2 separate regions of the Homo sapiens genome follow, and region 1 is linked to region 2. The links are chromatin loops, found by intact Hi-C in ENCODE. Cell type or tissue: K562. All regions are shown on one strand. Each heading gives the region's core, and the rest is flanking DNA. Links, peaks and the distances in the headings are about the cores only. Region 1 overlaps PLCD3 (phospholipase C delta 3). Region 2 has its middle 35 kb from the start of DCAKD.

What was found. Hi-C counts contacts between places; a loop is a spot of excess contacts. Peaks named below come from ENCODE experiments on the same cell type or tissue, not always from the same donor. Only the 100,000 strongest peaks of a DNase experiment are listed, where the experiment ranks them.
Region 1: it touches region 2 in a loop (2.5-fold over the local background); 13 of 110 quality-filtered maps call a loop at or near these places.

What each region holds. Positions count from the first base shown.
Region 1 is chr17:45,122,756-45,125,555 of GRCh38, reverse strand. The region is part of intron 1 of PLCD3 (phospholipase C delta 3); the gene reads left to right. Among named protein-coding and RNA genes, the nearest start is that of PLCD3, 8.4 kb to the left of the region's middle. In K562, for the core only: no CTCF peak of the experiment used is centred there; DNase peaks (open chromatin) are centred at 776, 1,011 and 1,375.
Region 2 is chr17:45,015,464-45,018,263 of GRCh38, reverse strand. No RefSeq gene overlaps it. Among named protein-coding and RNA genes, the nearest start is that of DCAKD, 35 kb to the left of the region's middle. In K562, for the core only: a CTCF peak has its summit at 1,236 (motif pointing left); a DNase peak (open chromatin) is centred at 1,269.

The DNA.
Region 1 (2,800 bases), core at 5-2,504, 110 kb before region 2:
GGCACAATCTCAGCTCGCTGCAACCTCTGCCTTCCGGGTTCAAGCATTCTCCTGCCTTAGCCTCCCTAGTAGCTGAGATTACAGGCGTGGGCCACCATGCTCGGCTGTTTTCTATTTTTAGTAGAGACGGGGTTTCACCATGTTGGTCAGGCTGGTCTCGAACTCCTGACCTCAAATGATCTGCCTGCCTCGGCCTCCCAAAGTGCTGGGATTACAGGTGTGAGCCACCATGCCCAGCTAATGTTTTATGTTTTTAGTAGAGACAGGGTTTCACCATGTTGGTTAGGCTGGTCTCGAACTCCTTGCCTCAAATGATCCACATGCCTCAGCCTCCCAAAGTGCTGGGATTGCAGGTGTGAGCCACCATGCCCGGCTGATGTTTTATATTTTAAACAGAAACAGGGTTTCACCATGTTGGTCAGGCTGGTCTTGAACTCCTGACCTCAAATGATCTGCCTGCTTCGGCCTTCCAAAGTACTGGGATTACAGGTGTGAGCCACCATGCCCAGCTAATGTTTTTTATTTTTTGTAGAGACAGGGTTTCACCATATTGGTCAGGCTGGTCTTGAACTCCTGACCTCAAATGACCCGCCTGCCTTGGCCTCCCAAAGTGCTGGGATTACAGGCTCATCTGTTGATGAGCACTCGGGTTGTTTCCACCTTTTGGCTTTCGTTTGCCCTCATTTTCACTGCTATTATTTTGTGATTGTCTCCACCCACTCAGTCACTGGCCCGGCAGCTACAGGATCAAGGCAGAGATGGTTCAAGTAGATACAAACCCCACAGGAACAGTAGGAGGTGGGCGGCTTGTGCACCTGCTCAGAGCAGGTAGGAACAAGGTCAAGGCGACATCTGTGGGCTTGGGCCTGGCAGGACCTATAAATGTCTACTGGGTGGCTGGATGGAGAGCCACGGTCCTCGCAGCATCGCTGCCCTGGCCCTGAGCCCTCCCTCTGACCTTGCCTCCTTACCTCTGTTGGCCCTGCCCTTCCTGCTGGACACCCCAGTCCTCTCACTGCCCCAGGGTTCAGAAGCACGAGCAGTGGGGACACAGAAGCACCCAACCAGGGACTCAGCACCTGGCCCCGCCTGGGACTGCACCCTCCTTCTGTTTGGCTTTTCCACTGGGTGTGTGTTTGGGGGGCAGTGCCAGTTTGCGGGGCAGCCTGGAATGTCACCCCTTCCCCCAACAGGTTCCTGGGGAGCTGAGGGTAAGGGGCCAGAAGTAGGGGCCCCCTCCATTGGGAGCCTGCCCAAGTGGGGGCCCAGTCAGGCGTTCAGGCTGCCTGTGTTGATGGCCTGTTTGCAGAAGGCTCTGGACAGAGCAGGCCCCGGTGACTCACCCCCATTTCCGGCCTTAGTCACTCATCTCCCCCACACCCATGGGCTTGGCATCAGAGGGCTGGCCTAGGTAGGGGAGGCAGCCCCAGCTGCAGAGCCTGGTTGTCATGGCAATGAGCAGTCCCCCTTCCCATGGCCAAGGGGGTGTAGGAGGATGTGCCTAAGTGTAGTGGCGCTGCAGGCTCCCCTCTGCCCTCACCGTGTCATTGCTCAGGATGGGACCATTTAGAGGCTACCTGGACCTGGTTGGGGGGGGGGTCTGGTGAGCCCCTCGGCCTGGCACGTGCCGTGTACACCCAGCTCTTTGTCTGGAAAGAGGAGGGTTCCACTTTCCCCTTCCTGACCAGGGGGTACCGAGTGGGCATTCACTCAGAGGGCCACAGTCTAGACCCTGAGGGACCCTCTGGAGCTGTTAGGGCCACAGGCTGGCCCCAAGGGGTCATGGCCTCTTAAGGAGGTGGATTTCTCCTCTTGCCCCTGAGACCCTGATTTTCAGTCATGGTCAAAGTGGGTTTTAAAAATACAGATGCCCAGGCCCCATCCCACACCAGCTGGGTGAGATGCCCTGGGCTGTGGTGTCTGCAGCCTCCCCTGGGTAATTCCGATGCACAGCTAAGGTTGAGAAACCCTGACCTGCGAGGCCTCTGCCCTGCGAGGCCTCTGTCCTGAACTCTGGACAGATGGGGCAGAGCTGGGGATAGAATTCACTTAGTCCCCCCATCTGTCCGTCTACCTGTCTGCCCCTTCAGTCAACACTAGCTGGTATCCTGGCTCTGGGATGAGCACTGTGGTGAGGAGATAAGACCTCATTCCGCCCTCAGATTTATTAAAGTATATAGGTGGGTTTTGTGTTTTATTTTAATTAAAGCAAAAAGTGCTGTTAGTGGTCAGAGAGGGAGAATGTCCACTTGAGGACAAATCAAGGAAGGGTTCCTGGAGGAGGTGATATCTGAACTGGTCCTTCAAGGACTCAGATAGGAGGAAGAGAAGGGAGAAGGATCCTACAAAAGGGTCCAAGAGAGGGTGAGAGGAGATGGTCCAGAGATATAGACTCAATTCCTTAGGTCAGAATTTGCAATTGGGCAAGCCAGGGCCTTGGGGTCACAAAGCCAAACCCAGTATTAGGGGCTTGTCGAAATAAAGGGAGGAAGAGAGGCCCTCTGTCTTACTTCTTTTGGCCCACACAGGGGTTATTGATTTTTATTTTTTTTCAATTTGATTTCGTTGTCAACATTAGAATATCTGGAGGCTTCACACACAGATCTATATTCGGTTCTCTGGAAACTCTGGGCCCTCATTCACTCCGGGCTGTGCCCCACCTCCAAAGGCCATGGACTCTCCGTTTACCCAGTTCCCACCTCCTCTATTGTCCTCTGACTCAAAAATCTTTGGTTGTGACTCTCGTTGAGGCATTGTAGAGCAGGGTGTGGCACTGTTTGGGCTGGGCATCACGTGTTCC
Region 2 (2,800 bases), core at 265-2,764:
TCCTGGCTACATGTTGCTAGTCAAGTACTTAACTTCAATTTTCCCATGTGTAAAATGCGGCTGACACCCTCTACCTCCCAGAGCATTTGTGAGGAGCAAATGAAGTATGGGAGAGGGGAGGAAACTCACAACCAGCATGAAGAAGATGGGGCCAAGTTTGTGTGGGAGTCTCCTTTCCCATGCTCAACACTGCTCCCATCCCAAGAGCCCCTGAGGGAACTGGAGTCAAATGCCTAGCCTGGCATTTTTAACTGTCTGCTCTGCCAGAGTGACAGGGCCTCTGGGTGGGAGGAGAGGTTAGGGGAAGACTGTGAGCCTCAGGCTTAGTGCTTTGAGAGCCCTTTTTAAAGAATGAGGCTCCTCCTCTGCCAGCACTACCCCCCAGCTGTCCCGCCCCCAGGGTCTCAGTGCAAGAGTCAGCCCCACCTGGAGGAAAGTTATTTTCCCATCAAATCCTGAATCCAGGTGGAAAGGCAAGGTTGATATGGAATCCAGAGCCTCAGTTCCCTGCCAATGGGAAGCAAACTCACTCCTTGATTTTCCCATCTGTGAAATGGGACCACAGCCAGTAATTATGAGGTGCTATTTGAACTGGTGGGTAATCTCTTTTATTATTATTTATTTATTTATGTATTTATTTTGAGGCAGAGTCTTGCCCTGTCACCAGGCTGGAGTGCAGTGGTGCGATCTCGGCTCACTGCAACCTCTGCCTCCTGGGTTCAAGCGATTCCCCTGCCTCAGCCTCCAGAATAGCTGGGACTACAGGTGTGCGCCACCACGCCCGGCTAATTTTTTGTATTTTAGTAGAAACGGGGTTTCACCATGTTGGCCAAGATAGTCTTGATCTCCTGACCTCGTGATCTGCCCGCCTTGACCTCCCAAAATGCTGGGATTACAGGTGTGAGCCACTGTGCCCGGCCTTTTATTATTTTTTTAATTTTTTTAGAGACAGGGTTTCACTCTAGCCCAAATGAGAGTGCAGCAGAGCCATCATAGCTCACTGTAACCTTGAACTTCTAGGCCCAGGTGACTCTCCCGAATAGCTAGGATTACAGATGTGCACCACCATGCGTGGCTAATTTTTTTCTTTTTTTTTTTTTTTTAGAGACAGGGTCTTACCATGTTGCCCAGGCTGGTTTCAAACTCCTGGCCTCAAGTGATGCTCCCGCCTCGACCTCCCAAAATGCTGGGATTGCAGGCATGAGTCACCACACCCAGCCTGGGGTGACCTCTAGAGGCTGCTGAATCCATTGCCCTGCCTTCTACACTCACTCTTACCCACTCCACCCCTACCTGCAATAGGATTATCTCTGCTGGCGAAACAACCAGCCTCTTTGGAGATGGCAGCCCACCATTTGTCAAGCCAGGAAGACCTTCTGACAGTCTACCTTAAATCTCTCTTTGGTACCCTCAGGGAAAATTGAAACAACGAACAGCAAAAAGATAAATGCATATGGATAGGCAATGCCACACTATTTTTTTAAAATACCCGCAAAGAGGGTGGGAGAGCGGGAATTACCTTCAGACACAATGCTCTTTACACTAAACATCTTGGCGAAAAATATGGCTGTGTAATTCTTTTTTCTCCTTGGCAAAGAGAAAGGCTGAGGCTGGGCAGAAAGGCAGAGGGACCCGAAAATATAAATCAATATGTGACTTTAATATATGTGCTTTCGGTGTCTGTGTGTGCTGGGGGATTATTAGTAACCTTGATTCCAGCTCAGTGTCCATGCGAGGCAGGGAGATGTGCGGCCCCCAGGGAGGAGAAGAGAAATTAGGAAGCCAAATTCTTCTCCTGATTGACACCTGGGTAAACATTATCCTGGCAGAAAGGGAAGAAAAAAAGATCAATGCTGGGTATTTTTATCACGTTCCAGGGACAGACGGGGGGGAAATTAAAGAAACAGTCCCCTAGAATCACTGAATATGCCCATCTTCAAGGAGTAGCTAGATAAGGCGGAACCCAGGTGGAGGAGTATGGGTGGGAGAGAAATGGGCATGTCCCAGGGAGCAGTGGCCATTGCTTCTTCTACCCTGATGTATGTGAGTGGCAGCAGGTACAAAGGAGCCATGGCTTTAGTTGCAGGGTGAAGGCAGCAGCTTTGACGGGGAATCGTAGGCCAGAGTCTAACTCAAATCAGACTTCGGCTTCAACAGAGGCCCAAGAGGCATTTGTCTTAATGGGATTTGTCAGGGGGCTGTTTCTAGTGGAAGATTCCTGGAGTGTGGGAAGGGGGCAGTGGCTGCAGGAGGGGCTGGGTGTAGTGAGTGATCCAGTGTGGGTCAATGCCCATGGGGAAGCAGGGACATCTCTCTGGATTGTCTCAGATCTAGAGTCAGGAAAACCTGGGCCTCCACCCCTTCCTGGCTATATGACCTTGACCAAGTCATCTGACCTCATAGAGTCTCACCTTCCCTGTCTGTAAAATAGAGGCAGGTGGCCCCTACCCCACTGGTCTCAGAGTTTTTAAAAGAGATTATACAAAACACTGGACAGGGCTGAGGGGCTATTGTTATCTGGGGAGCCCTGCCCACTAGAAATATACTGTAAGCCACATATACACTTAAAAAAATTTTTTTAAACTAATTTGTTTAAGAGACAAGGTCTCCGTCTGTGGCCCAGGCTGCAGTGCAGCGGCACAATCATAGCTTATTACAGCCTCAACCTCCTGGGCTCGAACAATCCTCTCACCTTAGCCTCCTGAGCACCTGGCTAGTTTTGGGGGATTTTTTGCTTGTTTATTTGTTTGTATTTTTTGTAGAGATGGGGCTCTCACTATGTTGCCCGGACTGGTTTCAA